Regions from separate parts of the Homo sapiens genome. Here region 2 is linked to region 1. Evidence: chromatin contacts called from ENCODE Hi-C or POLR2A ChIA-PET data. All regions are on one chromosome and are shown on one strand. The core of a region is the stretch at or near the end of the contact, and the rest is flanking DNA. Distances in the headings are between cores, read along the strand shown. Region 1 overlaps ABCC4 (ATP binding cassette subfamily C member 4 (PEL blood group)). Region 2 overlaps ABCC4 (ATP binding cassette subfamily C member 4 (PEL blood group)).

What was found. A loop is a pair of places that touch in the nucleus more often than their neighbours do. ChIA-PET counts read pairs that join two places held with the same protein, here RNA polymerase II (POLR2A). Pooled maps may share reads with other maps.
Region 2: a loop to region 1 is called in a pooled map, with 4 times the contacts of the local background. The contact joins two enhancer-like sites. A Hi-C loop is called at or near these places in 1 of 168 maps with a recorded cell type or tissue (breast epithelium) and 1 of 50 pooled maps. POLR2A ChIA-PET finds 5 or more read pairs at or near these places in 4 of 52 experiments (T-cell, activated CD4-positive, alpha-beta T cell, activated T-cell and 1 more).

Annotation. Positions count from the first base shown.
Region 1 is chr13:95,094,473-95,102,086 of GRCh38, reverse strand. The region is part of intron 20 of ABCC4 (ATP binding cassette subfamily C member 4 (PEL blood group)); the gene reads left to right. Among named protein-coding and RNA genes, the nearest start is that of SNORD13G, 110 kb to the left of the region's middle. Within about 2 kb of position 1,411, at least 6 of the 41 ENCODE cell types and tissues checked have a DNase peak (open chromatin) inside an H3K27ac peak, as active enhancers do.
Region 2 is chr13:95,179,749-95,187,533 of GRCh38, reverse strand. ABCC4 (ATP binding cassette subfamily C member 4 (PEL blood group)) reads left to right here. Exons shown (of 31, transcript NM_005845.5): 11 at 642-833. Among named protein-coding and RNA genes, the nearest start is that of SNORD13G, 27 kb to the left of the region's middle. RefSeq lists an enhancer at 5,913-5,962. Within about 2 kb of position 1,478, at least 2 of the 41 ENCODE cell types and tissues checked have a DNase peak (open chromatin) inside an H3K27ac peak, as active enhancers do.

The sequences.
Region 1 (7,614 bases), core at 162-2,661:
CTTAAGTTTGACTCCTAGCTCTACCGCTTACCTTCTCTTTCCTCACAAAGCCACATGCTACGTCTCTGTAAAATGGAGAAAATTCTACCTATTCCATGAGGGTTATTGTGAGGATAAAATGAAGTCATTTCAATAACATTCTTAGCATAACATCTAAGCTCACTAAATAAAAGGTACTTTTTAAATACTACGTATATTTTTAAGTGGGAGAAATAGCCTGACAATGACATTATGCTGCATTAAGGTAATTGTCAGACAGTTACCAGACCCATAAGTATTAGGACATGAGTTTGTATTCCAGATATTAGGTTTATTATCCCTGAAGGCTTTAATGGCTATTTTCTCTTCTGGAACCACAGTATCAAAATCAGTTGTTTTCAGAATAAACCAGTGAGCACTAAATATCTCATAATAACGTAATTTTCATAATATTGCTGAAACTTCCTTGGCCCTTGATAACATTGAGTGTAGAGTCTGAGTTATCTAGACTTCTGCTAGCTAAAATCTTTGCCTCTAAGAAGTCTTCCTACTAGAAAAAAACAAATGAAAAATGAAGATAAGATGCAGAGGTTGGATTTAGGCATTTTAATTTTTTCTGTTTAAATTTGGGAGTGCTCCGAGTGTGCTAACTTGCACACAGCTGCACTCAGCAAAATACTGTAATATATTGAGGCACACGGAATTGCAAAACCTTTCTTCCCTACACACCCCTCATCTAAAAAAAAAAAAAAATCAGCAGCTTGACTGAGCTTAAATAACTGACTTTTCATATCCTTTCATGGAACACAAAGGACTAGTCCTGAGGCTACTTGAGCCACCAATGCAGGCAGCAGTGGAGACCACCACTGAATGTGCCAGTCCCTCCTCCCACAAACAAAACACATTGACTGCAGCTTTATGAAGTGAAATGCCCAAGAAAAAGAAAATGTGAAGGAGGTGTCCTCAGTCATTTCTTCCCTAGGGGGGTGGGAGGGCAGGATGAGGGGCAGGAGAAAAAGCTGCTGCATCTGGATGTGGAGAACAAAGCCATCCTAAGACTTGAGTATAATAGGTTGGGTCACTCGCTTTTATAGAAGCAAAAGAGTGGAACTGCCTTGACTTGTCTCAGTACCACTGACCCTTACATTTCATTGTGTAGAGATGTCAGGGAAAGTGTGTAGAAAGCACACTGAACAATGACTTTGTCATTTTGAGATTTCTGAGGTTTGTTCACCCCTTCCCCCAACTCCTACCCTCAAATCCCCATTGGACAAAAGAGATCGTTAGTTAGGTCGCCTTGCCGTCATTTGAAAGATCTCTGTTTTACTGAGTCTTTCAAAAGTAAACTCATCCATTTTAACTGAATCACGGCGTTCTCATGCTTTCAAAGTCAACAAAAGAGTTTTAGTCACTGCATTTACAAGGATGGACTAGTCTGTGAAAATGCCAGCCCTAGAGATAATGATTCATGCCAACTGCCACATTAAAGTGGATTTCCTTGTTAATAGACAGGGCAGTTGATGACATGAGTTACTGGAAATATTTGCCAACTCTTGACCCCTGGATTTCTGAGATCAGGATGATAGGATTCACACAGGCCCACTCTAACAATTCCTTTACCTTTTCTTTTTTAATGAAAGATGCAATGGTTGGGTTTTTTCCAGTGTGATAGCACATGTAGAAAGCAGTACTGTCACCATTAGTGTGGTGACAGTTAATCACTGGGGACCCTCCCAGGCTTCCCAGGCTGGCAACCAGTGTTCCAATTTTTCCCAGCATGTGTGTTCCAATGATAATGTTTGTAGTTTAACAAGAAGCTAATTAAGACCTAAAGAAAAAAATTAAGAGTCTCATTTTTATCAAGTCTGGTGGTATTCAGCAGAGCATAGAACTTTCCATTCTGGCATATTGGATGATGTCCATTGCAAAACAATAGTGGCCATTCGTGGTGCTTTCTCTTCTTGTCATTTTGCATCCTTAGTAATGATAAAATGGACAGCTATTACCCAGGAGAGGAAAATGGCCAAATGTTTACTTAATTGAGGACCTTTAAATTCTCTCTATGCTATTCTTGATTGATTACATTCATTTTTGTCTGTATACCTACTGAGTTTTCTTGATAAGATGAACAAAAAAAGGTTTGGACTGGAGAACTTGCCTGAGTTTTATTAAAATCTTGCAGTCACTATTTTCTATATGGATGTATCACTTCCATCTGATGTGGGGCATGGGTAAGTGTAATCTGTTCTACTTGTGAGTTTTGTGACTCACTTGTTTTCTTTCAGCCCTTTCCCTGGGTTCATTGACTTAGTGTTCTCTCTCATTTGCGTTGAGTCATGAAGCCGATAGTGCCGCTTGTGCATCGCAGCAAAGGGCCAGCCACCTATGGGACACGTATCAAACATGGATCAGGAGCCATTTTTGTTCTAGGGCACATGGGCTGGTTACCATTAGTTCTCACATTTGCCCTTTCCCACCCTCAATGCACCTGAGGAGATCATCTCTTAGCGTTATGGTTGTGTATTGATACACTGCCCAACCTCTGCCTGAACATGGCCAAAGGGATGGGAATGAAATTCTAGTGTCATATTTTTTTTACCCTATCTATTTTTATTGAGGTATAGTTTATATACAATAAAATCGACAGTTTTTTTTAGGTTGAATTTTACTAATTGTGTACATTCCAATATCCACCCTCTAAAACAAGATGTAGAGCATTTCCATCTCCTCAGGAAGTCTCCTTTGCTCCTCTGCAGTCAATTTTCACACCTCTACACCTCTTCCAGATTTCTGTCAACATCAATTAGTTTTCCTGTTCTTGAACTACGTATAAATGGAACCAATAATTTTTCTGTGGCTGGATTCTTTTGTTCACCATGTTTTTGAGTTCTGTGTATGTTTCAGTGGTTCATTTCTTTGTTTTCTTTTTCTGAGTGATATTTCATTGTATGATGACATCAACATTTATTTGTCTACTCTCTGATTGATGGGTATTTGAATTGTTGCCAGTTTTTAGCAATGAATGTTCTTATAGAAGTGTTTATGGGTACACTACATATGTTTTCATTCATCTCAGATAAAATGCATAGGAGTGGAATTGCTGGGTTCGTAAAGTTCACTTTAAAAACCAAAAATCAAACTATGACAAGGATTTTTATAATGGTTGTACTATTTTACACACCCAGTGGCAATATATGAGCATTCTAGTTGCTCCACATCCTCGCCAACATTTAGTATGATCAATCTTTTTGTTTTTATTCTTTTTAGTAGAGTATAGATGATCCATTTGCATTGCCTTGATGATTAATATTGAGCTTTTTCCATACAGGCTAATTGGCCATTCAAGTGTCTTATTTTCTGAAATACTGGTTCAGATCTCCTGCCAGCTTTTTAAAACGTGTTTTTAAAAATCTTGTTGATTTTTTAGTTTTTAATATACATAAGTGTATTTGTATATGTTTAATATTAGGCATTTGTGAATATTTCCTGTTTTGCAAATTGTGGTTTTTAATACATTTGCTTATTTCGTCTTCACTGGAGAACTTTTTGCATGAAACTGTTCATAATCTCACATTTGTCCATTTAATGTCTTTATAATCTATAGTGAAATTTCTTCTTTTATTCCCGACACTGATAATTTGTTTCTGTCAATCAGTTTAGCTTGGAGTTTATCAATTTTGATTTTTTTTCCAGTGAATTCATGTTTGATTTTGTAATTTTCTCTGTAGTTGGTAGATTTTCTATTTCATTAATTTCTTATATTTTTTAAGTTACATTGATTTAATTTATCTTTTTCTTTAGCTTTTTAAGATTGAACATTAATCTGTTGGTTTTCATTTGTTTCATAATATATGCATTTAAAGTTATACTTCCTCTAAGTATTGCTTAGCTGCATCCAATGATTTTGATATGTTGTGTTTTCATTATCTACAGTTCAGAATATTTATGAGTTGACTTTTTTTTTTTTTTTTTTAGACAGTATCTCACTCTGTCGCCCAGGCTGGAGTGCAGTGGTGCAATCTCGGCTCACTGCAACCTCCACCTCCCAGGTTCAAGCGATTCTTGTGCCTCAGCCTGTTGAATAGCTGGGATTACAGGCGCACATCACCACACCCAGCTAATTTTTGTATTTTTAGTAGAGATGGAGTTTCACCATGTTGCCCAGGTTGGTCTGAAACTCCTGGCCTCAAGTGAGCCTCCCACCTCAGCCTCTAAAAGTGCTGGGATTATAGGCGTGAGCCACTGTACCTGGCCCATGAGTTGACTTTCTGAAGTAATATTTTAGTAGTGAGTTATTATGGAGTATATAACTTCATTTCTAAAGATTTAGGGATTTTTTTTTTTTAAAAAACCTTACTGCTACTGATTTCTAATTAGCCTTGTTGTAATTCGATAACATATTCTGTAATATTTCTAACCTTTGAAATGTATTGAGACTTCTTTAATGGCCCAGTATTTACTTTACTTTGGTAACGGTCCCCTGTGCATTTGAAAAAAAAAAAAAAAAAAAAAAAAGAATGTATATTCTGTAGCTGTGGAGTATAGAGTTCTAAAAATGACAGGTCAAGTTGGCTTATAATATCTGGATCTTCAGTATCTTTACTGAATTTTTGTCCACTGTTCTGTCATTTACTAAGAGTGGGGTGTTTTTGCTTGGTATCTCTCTCTCTCTCTGTATTTACAGTCTTTGTTGTAAGCAGCATCTAATTAGGTCTGGCTTTTTAAATGCTCAGCTGAAATTCTCTGTCATTTTATGTGGAGTTTCATCCATGTACATTTAATGTAATTATAGATATGGTTGGTTTTAAGTCTACCATCTTGGTATTTGTCTTCTGTTAGTCTCATATGTTCTTTTCCTTCTTTGCAGTGAATAGAATATATGTTCTTATTTTTTCTATCACATTTTTAGCTCTACTCTTTATGTTATTGTTTTTAGTGGTTGCTCTAGAGTTTACATATCCATTTAAGTTTATTGCAATCTATTTTCAAATAATTTCCTACCAAATTTGCAAACAATAGAATAATCTTACTATTATATAATTTATTTCTGCTATTCTTTGGGCTTATGTTGTCATATTGTTTACTTCTACATATGCTATAAACTTCATGATATATTGGGTCCATTTTGCTTTAAATAACCAATGGTCTTTTAAAGAAATTTATACATATGTATGCATGTATGTGCATACATATTATAGAAAATTGTGTTTTATATTTATTCACATATTTGTCCTTTCCAGTGCTCTTTATTTCTTTCTGAAGTCTGAGCTTCCATCTGGTATCATTTTCCTTAAGCCTGAAGAACTTCCTTTCAGGCTGGTCTGCTAGAGACCTTCTCCTAGCTTTTGCCCATCTGAGCATGTCTTTATTTCAACTTTGTTTTTAATGATCTTTTCAACAGATAGAAGATTCTAGGTTGACAGTTTTCTTTTTTTTTCCTTTTTTTGGCACTGTACATATATCACATCATTGTCTTCTCCCTTCATTGTTTCTGATGAGAAACCATCATTATTATGCTTGTTGCACTATACATTATGACTCTTCATGGCTGCTTTTTAAAACAATTTCCTCTTTGAGTTTTTGCTGTTTGACTATATGTGTTTAGTATCCTTCTTGGGATTAATGAGCTTCAATATATGGGTTGGTATTTTTATTTAATTTTGGAAAATTATGAGTACTTTATGTTTTGATACACTTTTCTTTTCTTTCTCTTTTAACTCCTTAACTTCTGGGACTGAAAATGATAGTATGTTAGACTGTTTGGTGTAGCTCCAAGATCTAGGGTGTTGCATTCCAGTCTTTCAGTCTTTTTTATTTTTGTCTTTCATTTGGATAATTTGTATTGCTCTGTCTTTAGGGTCATTGATTCTTTCTCTTATCCCAATCTGCTGCCAGCCCATTGAATATGTTTTTTTTTTTCTTTCATAGAGATGGGATCTCGCTGTGTTGTCCTGGCTGGTCTCAAACTCCTAGGCTCAAGCAATCCTCCTCCCTCCTCAAGCAAACCTCAGTGCTGGGATTATAGGCATGAGCCACTGTACCTGGCTAAATGTTGTTTTTTTGATATTCAATTTTTGTTTATAGAATTTTCATTTGTTTTGCTCTTATACTTTTCATCTTTTTATGTTTATTGACCAATTAAATATCATTTGGGTAAGCACCTATTTAAGTGTCTTAACAATTTTTCTATTGAGTACTCTGGGTTTTTGTTTTGTTTTTCTTACTGATTTGTAGAATTCTTTATGTATTCTGAATTGCAGATACCTTCCTTCTGTACTAATGCTTATCTTTTTAGCCCTGTAATATTGTGTTTTCATAAACATACTTATCAATCTTTTCCTTTATGGTCATTGATTTTTGTGTTCTGTTTAAAAAAATCTGTATCTATTTCAGTGTCTTATTTATTTATTTGTTAGTTTTCCATAAGTTACTGAGGTACAGGTGGTATTTGGTTACATGACTAAGCTCTTTAGTGGTGATTTGAGAGATTTTGGTGCACCCATCACCCAAGCAGTGTACACTGCACCATATTTGTAGTGTTTTATCCCTCGCCCTCCTCCCACTCTTCCCCCTAAACCCCCAAAGTCCATTGTATCATTCTTATGCCTTTGCATCCTCATAGCTTAGCTCCCATGTATCAGTGAGAACATACAATGTTTGGTTTTCCATTCCTGAGTTACTTCACTCAGAATAATAGTCTCCAGTCTCATCCAGGTCACTGCAAATGCTGTCAGTTCATTCCTTTCTATGGTTGAGGAGTATTCCATCAGATAGATAGATAGATAGATAGATAGATAGATAGATAGATAGATAGATAGATAATCTCACAGTTTCTTTATCCACTCATTGATTGATGGGCATTTGGGTTGGTTCCATGATTTTGCAATTGTGAATCGTGCTGCTATAAACATGTGTGTGCAAGTATCTTTTCCAAATAATGATTTATTTTCCTCTGGGTAGATAGCCAGTAGTGGGATTGCTGGATCAAATGGTAGATCTACTTTTAGTTCTTTAAGGAATTTCCACACTATTTTCCATAGCGACTGTACTAGTTTACATTCCCACCAGCAGTGTAGAAGAGTTCCCTGATCACTGCATCCATGCCAACATCTACTGTTTTCTGATTTTTTTATTATGGCCATTCTTGCAGGAGTAAGGTGGTATCACATTGTGTTTTTGATTTGCATTTCCCTAGTCATTAGTGATAGTGAGCATTGTATATCTTCTTTCCAGAATTTTCTCTTCATGTCCTAAGTCCACTTTCTGATGAGATTTTTTTTTCTTACTGATTTGTTCTAATTCATTGTAGACTCTGGATATTACTCCTTTGTCAAATGTGTATAGATTGTGAAGATTTACTCCCACTCTGTGTGTTGTCTCTTCACTCTGCTGAATGTGCCTTTTGCGGTGCAAAAGCTCCTTAGTTTAATTAAGTCCCTACTATTTATCTTTGTTTTTATTGCATTTGCTTTTGGGTTCTTAGTCATGAAATCCTTGCCTAAACCAATGTCTAGAAGGGTTTTTCCAATGTTATCTTCTAGAATTTTTATAGTTTCCAGGTCTTAGATTTAAGTCTCTGATCCATCTTGAGTTGATTTTTGTATAAGGTCAGAGATAAGGATCCAGTTTCATTCT
Region 2 (7,785 bases), core at 229-2,728, 85 kb before region 1:
TTCCCTAGGTTCAAGTGATTCTCATGCCTCAGCCTCCCAAGTAGCTGGGATTACAGGCGTGCCACCATGCCCGGCTAATGTTTGTAGTTTTAGTAGAGATGGGGTTTCACCATGTTGGCCAGGCTGGTCTCGAACTCCTGGCCTCAAGTCATCCACCCGCCTCGGCCTCCCAAAGTGCTGGGATTACAGGCGTGAGCCACTGCACCTGGCCAGGATATGTTATTTACATACAGCATTTCTAGGATTAGTTCTTTGTCAAAAAAGATACCCGCATGCAGGAACAATGCATTCAGTATTGGATATATGAACTATATATGTCATGCTTGGCTACTCTGTTGCTGTAAACATTCTTAGTTGATCTTTGTTCCGTGTACCATTTCATTTAGGGGCATGAAACTCATTTAGGGAAACTCATTAGGGCAGAGTAGATTGTTACACTCTATTTTGTTAATATTCCTTATAAACTACTAGTTTATGTGGACCATTATGTTATTTCCAATTTTTAATCACAACTTCCTGTGCTCTTTTAAATGAATGAATGGTGTTTTTCAAGCTCCCAGGGCTGGGCAAGGCTGCATTGCAGTGGCTTATTCTTGTCTCGAGTGTTGACTGAACATGTGCTTTTTTACAATCTGTTTCAGTCATCACTGTTAAGTGCCGTGCTCGGGGAATTGGCCCCAAGTCACGGGCTGGTCAGCGTGCATGGAAGAATTGCCTATGTGTCTCAGCAGCCCTGGGTGTTCTCGGGAACTCTGAGGAGTAATATTTTATTTGGGAAGAAATACGAAAAGGAACGATATGAAAAAGTCATAAAGGCTTGTGCTCTGAAAAAGGTGAGTGATGACTTTTGGATTTCATGTACTCGAATGTCCAGTAATACTAGTGTTCACTTGAACAACAAGGTTTATTAACTTTTTTTTAATTTTTAAAGACCTTTGAATGTTATTTAATACTTTAAGGCGGTCCTCCCAGTAAATAAACACACACACGCTCTGTCCTTTTACGTCTGATGCGAAAATGATGTTTACAGGGTGAATTTCGGGGGTTTGGTTGGTTTTGTGAAGTTTTATTTACTTTTAACTTTTCTTTTTTTCAAAATGGACAATTATAAAAATTTGCAAAAGTGGAGAGAAGGGTGTCTTGAACCTGCCTGTACCCATTGCTCAAGTTCAAGTGCGATCAACTTGTAGCCAATTCAACTCCGTCTCTCCCCTGGCCCTCTGCTAGCTCCACCCCCAACCCAGATTCTTCTGATGCATACCCTTGGCCTCAATTGTATTTTATCTGTAATTGTATTTTATCTGTAATACCTTATTACTTATCTCTAGAAGATAAGAACACTTTTGAAAAAAAATTACATCTCACTCAAGAAAAAAAATCACCAGAATTTCTTGCTATCATCAACCGGCTAGGCAGAGATTACAGTGCTTTAGTATCTCATTACCCATTGGTTTGCGTCAGACTCCGGAAGATGTCTGCACCGTGCACTTGGCTGATGTTTCCTGCTTGGGTCCCTCTCAAACCACAGGTTTCCTTCTCCACTCCCTTTAAAAAAGAAAATTTGTTTCAGTAGATTTTGGGGTACGGGTGGTTTTTGGTTACATGGATAAATTTACAGTGCAATTTATTATTTAAAGGAAACTGTTTTAAAATTTATTTTTCATTGTGTATCATTTCACCAAGAGAGTGATTGTTTTCAGAAAAGATGAAGTGTTTGATTGTACACTGAGGTTTTCATAAACCTGGTGGATAGTTGATGAAAACTGAGCATACTTAATAGAGGGCTATAAGTTCTAGAAGATAGAAAAAATGGTAAATACTGATAAATACTATGTTACCTTCTTTGGGCCATAAAAATCAGTGAATAATGGCATTAAAGGGCTCTCCCCAGGCCCTGTGCAGTGTGGCCTGGACATCCTACTGTTCTTTTATGCTGTCTGGAAAAGGCCGCCACAGACTGTCACAGGTGTGATGCAGAAGGCTTCCAGCCAGGTTTGTGAGGAATGAGTAATTTTGCTTGAACAATGGCTGGAATATCAGAGTCTGTCAATCAGGTGAGTAGTATTTGCTGGCGATTTGGATAGAGAAATCATTGCTTGTTTAATGGGCTGTTTCTTCATCCTGGACTATTGTTAATGAGAGATGATGCATTTTCGGAAATGACATTAAGTTAGCAGTAATGAGCTAGATTTTTATTGAATAGTATACACTATATAGGAAAAGATGCGCTAAGGCAAGCTCCTAGTTATTCAGATCCTACCAGGTCTTATTTTTTTTTCTCTGTCTCACACGCTCACACATATGCACACACAAAGCTGTGTAAAGTTTTAATCTTTTGCCATGATTTCCCAGTGCCTTTGCTATTGCTATCCTCATTTTGTTTATTTTTCTGATATTGCTAGCCTCGCTTTTTTAAAGTAAAATTTTCATTTTATTCAAAGTTTGTACAGAATTGCTAACATTTCCCTAAAATAATTACTATACTTCAGCTTGTCCTGCTCTGGTGTCCCCCCACTGTCCCCTGCTTCCCTGAAGATCCATTTTAGAGAAATTTTGCAGAAATATAGGGTCAAAGTAGGAGAATATACAAGGTGATTTCAGTGTGTTGCAGTGAGTGGAGTGTATCATGTTTTAGGGAGTTGAGAAACAGATGGCAAATTTTGCTAGTTTTCCCCCACTGGTAGTTACAGTTGATAACCAAGAAACTGCTGATGGACCAGGCCCCGGAGATAGGAAAGATGGTACGCCATTTTTCAATGGAAGGGTGGCACTTGGCAACCTGGGCCTTGTCTTTCAGCTCTTTTCTTCCATCATTTCTCTATGACAGGTTAGAAGTGAGGTCCTTGGGACCAACACAGGGCTTTCTTGGGAAGGCTTTGTTGCTCTTTACCTACTAATCTGTCAGTTTGGAGATAACCTACTAGTAAACTCTAGAATTTAAGAATGATTTGTTCAAGACTGTGGTTTCAAGAGTTGAATGTTGCTTCTGGCTGGTAAAGTGGAGGGTTGGAGAGATAAAATGACTCACTTGAACATTTGCAGTTCAAGTTCAAAGCCATACCTGCCTAGCTCCAGATTCCATTTTCCCCTCTGCCAGGCACCTCTCAGTTGGGGGTGTTTATAAGGTAGAAAACTATTTTAACAATTAGGTGATTGATAAAAAGGTAGAATGTGGGACAAAATGTTTTTCAAGCCTTCCCTTTTTACCTGTTCAGCTTCTGATACCCACATGAGACTCCAGGTCCCAGGTCACCCAGCTCTGCCTTGCTCCTTCCCACATCAGAAAGTCTCTGGGGGAAAGTGGGGGTTAGGACAGTGGCTGCCATTCAGCCTCTTCCGTAGCCACCTTTGAGGACTGGCCCAGTAACTCGGATAGTGTCCCAGGCACCTGCGGGCTTCTGCGTGGCAGGCAGACTCCAGTGGCAATGGGGTCCCCTCAGGGCTGGGCTGCATGGCGACTTCTTGGTTCCTTCCTGGATGTGTGTAAGCATGGACTGCTGGCCCCCTGTGCATGGTTCCATCCTCGGTAGGACGGTGGGCCTCCGGTGGTGGAGAAGTCGAACAGAGCAGGAGTCTGGCCCAGCTTTGTCATTTGCTCGCTGTCACTTTGGGTTTTTTTTGAGATGGAGTCTCGCTCTGTCACCCAGGCTGGAGTCTAATGGTGTAATCTCGCCTCATTGCAACCTCCGCCTCCCAGGCTCCAGTGATTCTCCTGCCTCAGCCTCCTGAGTAACTGGGGTCACAGGTGTGCGCCACCATGCCTGGCTAATTTTTTTGTACTTTTAGTAGAGATGGGGTTTTGCTGTGTTGACCAGCTGGTCTTGAACTCTTGACCTCAAGTGATCCACCTGCTTTTGCTTCCCAAAATGCTGGGATTATTTGCATGAGCCACTGCGCACGACCAGCTCGGTGTCCACTTTGGACTTGTCACATTACTTGCCTTGGGCTTTTGATGTCTCTGCTGAGAAATAAGGACATGGGATGAGATGGTTTCCAAGAAATTTTGCTACCATTCTCAAATGCCATTTATGACTGTTTAGCAGGGGACTGGAAGAAACCAGGGATCCTCTTAATGAGTTATGAGATCATTTGCCGACTCCTTTTCAAATCCACGTGTCAATGGTGGGTGTTAGATGGCCATAGAGAATAGCAATACTGGAATTATTCTGGCTTGTAGGTACAGAGATTGCATGTGTAATCAAAACCTGCTGGACAGAAATGGTCCTGAGCGTCTCTGGGTGTTTGGCCTCTGTTTCATTTCTTATTAAATGGGGGAGATACAGCAGGATTATAAAGACTGCAGGCAATGTCTGTAAAATGCAAACATGCCAGGTTTTTGGTAAATAGTAGCTGTTGCCCTTTTCTCTAAATCAGTTAATAAGATAAATAAAAGATTTTGCCTTATATAGTTCCTCATTCCCCTCCTGGCCACCCTCCCCCGCAAAAAAAAAAAAAAAAGTCCTAGAGGAAAAAATAGGAACTAACAAGATTTCTCAGATATGTTGATAGCAACTAGATATATTGTACTAGATACAGTTGAAGTAAATTTATAAGTTCATCGAGCTAAAAATATATTTGAGATAAAATAATAAGATAGGAAGTAGTAATTCACATTTAGCAGTATTGCTTTAGGCTAATTATTTATTCAAAGAGATATCGTAGCAAATGACAGGACATACCTCAGGAAACAACATACTAATGTTAGATACTTTAGTGGGTAGTAGTTAAAATCCGAGGCCTTGGGGTCAGACAGCTCTGGGATTGAGTCTCAGTTCCTCTTCAGTAGGTGTGTGATTTTAGCTAATCGTCTGAACCTTAGAAAGCCTCAGTTTTGTCATCTGTAAAATAGAGATAATAAACTATTCACCTCATAGGCTATTGTGAGGATAAGATTTGATCATGAACTTAAAGCATCTGATTACTAGGCACATAACAGGCCTTCTTAATTATAAGAGCCACCAATTTTGGGTAAAATCACATGAAATGTGACATGCTTGAAAGAATGTATCTGAGTATATAACTTCCATTATTTGAATTGATATTTATATAGGGTTTCTATACATAGTACAGTAAATAAGAGAATAATAAAAATATTGTTACCCTAATAGATGCAATGTATTAATATTATGTCACCCTTTGCATAGTTTCTTTTAATCCTTGAGCACTTTTAAGCAGTGTGTATCCAAAAAGGCATGGAATTGATAAATTGGAGTTTAATGTTTTTCTATATAGCTCACTTGACTCTACAAACCCCTTTGGTGTACCCACTATCTTATAATTTCTTCTCATATTTGCCACATTCCTGCCAACTTGGACATTTTCTTTTTAGATTGCCTTGACAATCATAAAATAACTGTTGTTATGCCTTTTTGTTGTTGTTGTTAATCTCTCAGTTGGGAGAACCATATCACTCCTTAGTGACATAATAGGAAATAAATGCTGAGGGCCCGGCGTGGTGGCTCAAACCTGTAATCCCAGTACTTTGGGTAGCTGAGGTGGGAGGATTGCTTGAGGCCAGGAGTATGAGACCAGCCTAGGCAACATAGCAAGACCCTGTCTTTTTTTTTAAAGCTGAGTACAAAAGGGATACAATGAGGTGAATCTAACTAGGGTGACTAAATGAACTGATAGTGCTGTATATGGATAGAGAGACTTCGAGTTCTGAGTTGTTTCAGTATTGCCTTTAAGTAACTTCTAGCAAGCACTTGGGGAAGCATGATATGAAAGGGCAACAGGCTGTGAACTGAGATGAGCTTGGTTCAGACTCCAGCCTTCCTTTATTAACTGAGAGTCCTCAGTCCAGTTACGTGCTCTCACTTCATCTCAGTCTCCTCATCTGTGAAGTGTGGTCACTACTTACTTGGCAGGTTGTCATGAAGGTTAGAGATAACACCAGGCATCAGGAACAGTGGTTGGTGCATAGCTCTTACATCCAGGAGCTGACCTGTGGAGCAAGAAGCTGAGTACACACATAAACATTAAGAGGCAGAATATGGCAGGTCCTTCCTAAGAAATATAAACAAAGCCTTAGGAACCTAGAAGAGAGAGTGATGTTTTCTGATTGGGGGACTGCAGGTTAGTTTCATAGAAGAGTTTGAGCTGGGCCCTGAAAGAAGAATAGGATGTTGATAAGCTATGACAGGAAGGGCCATTCCAAATGGAAGCAAGGTGTGGCCCAAAGCTGGAGAGCCCTGCTCTCTGACTCTGGGGCCTCTTCTTGTGCTGGGGCCTCAGGCCTGGCCCCTGTGACCATCCCCATAGTGTCCTCAGTGGTCTTTCTGCCTTTAGTGTCACCATGGTTGATGTGCACATGGTAGGATTCTGGTTAGATGGCGTCAAACCCACATAGCCACGTCATGGTTTTTCTCTAGTTTCTGTGTCTGCATTTCAGTAAAGGTGGTGGTAGATTAAATAATTGGTTAATTTTACTGAGTGGTACCTAACGTGCATGAGATACCTTCCTCCCATTGGGAGCACTTCTGCTTTCTGCTCAACTGTTTCCCTTTAGCCAAACTAGAAAATCATGGCTAGGAAATTAGCCTGACTCAGATTGTACTTCAGATCCTTTGAAATATTTTCCCTGTCTGAGGCGTGTCCATAAATAGTTTGCCAAGTCAACAACACTCAAGGTCGTTGTAGTACTCAAAGTGCTACTACCAGGCATGGGGAGAGAGCTCCTTCCCTATTCCCTGTCTGCATGAAATGAGACAGATATTTTTAGTGTCTTTTCTAGAAAATGGCTAAGATTGCTCTGCTACAACTTGATGCTATTTTGAGAATGAAAACAAAACAATGTAAAATCAAGGCACAGAAACTTAACACATTATATAAAGACCATCAGCAATGGAATGAGGCCAAGTAAACAATGTGTGTTTGTGTTTGTGTGGAAGGCTGGGACCCTGTCTTAAAATGGTGCATTGTCTTTTTATGAAAACTGAAAGGAAGAGATAGTGTTAACTGGTGCATTGTCTTTTTTTTTTTGAGATGGAGTTTCACTCTTGTTGCCCAGGCTGGAGTGCAATGGTGCGATCTCGCTCACTGCAACCTTTGCCTCCCAGGTTCAAGCGATTCTCCTGCCTTAGCCTCTCAAGTAGCTGGGATTACAGGCATGCACCCCCATGCCTGGCTAATTTTGTATGTTTAGTAGAGACGGAGTTTCACCATGTTGGCCAGGCTGGTCTTGAACTCCTGACCTCAGGTGATCCACCCGTGTCGGCCTCCCAAATTGCTGGGATTACAGGCGTGAGCCACCGTGCCTGGCCGCGTTGTCTTTTTATGAAAACTGAAAGGAAGAGATAGTGTAACTTCTGAGCTCAACAAAGAGATAACGTGAAATAATGAATTTTCATAATGGGGCACTTGCTACCTTTCATTTGATGCCATCTGGTTCAGATTGGAGTATTAGGGGACTCCTGTGTGTCTTAGTGGGCTGCCAGGGAGTGGGTTCCAATGGAAATACTGTTTTTTTCCATTTGGTGATGTACTTTATTTAGTGGGATTCATGCTATGAATGGGGTCCTGCTGTTGGTTTGATCAGAAAATATGTCATAGTCATCAATAGCAAATGATAATGAACTCAGATCCTTTTTTCACTTAGAGAGTTCATACCCTTACTTTAGATTGTTCCGGCATTCTATGAGTTTATTAATTCTTGTTTCTCCAGGATATTTTGTAAAAGAGATAAAATGAGAACTTAGGGAGGTCAGAGGATTTGCTTGTCATGGAGATCTCAATGTGCCATTTGCTTTGTCTCCCCGGCTTTGTCAGAGTAGAGACAAAGAAATG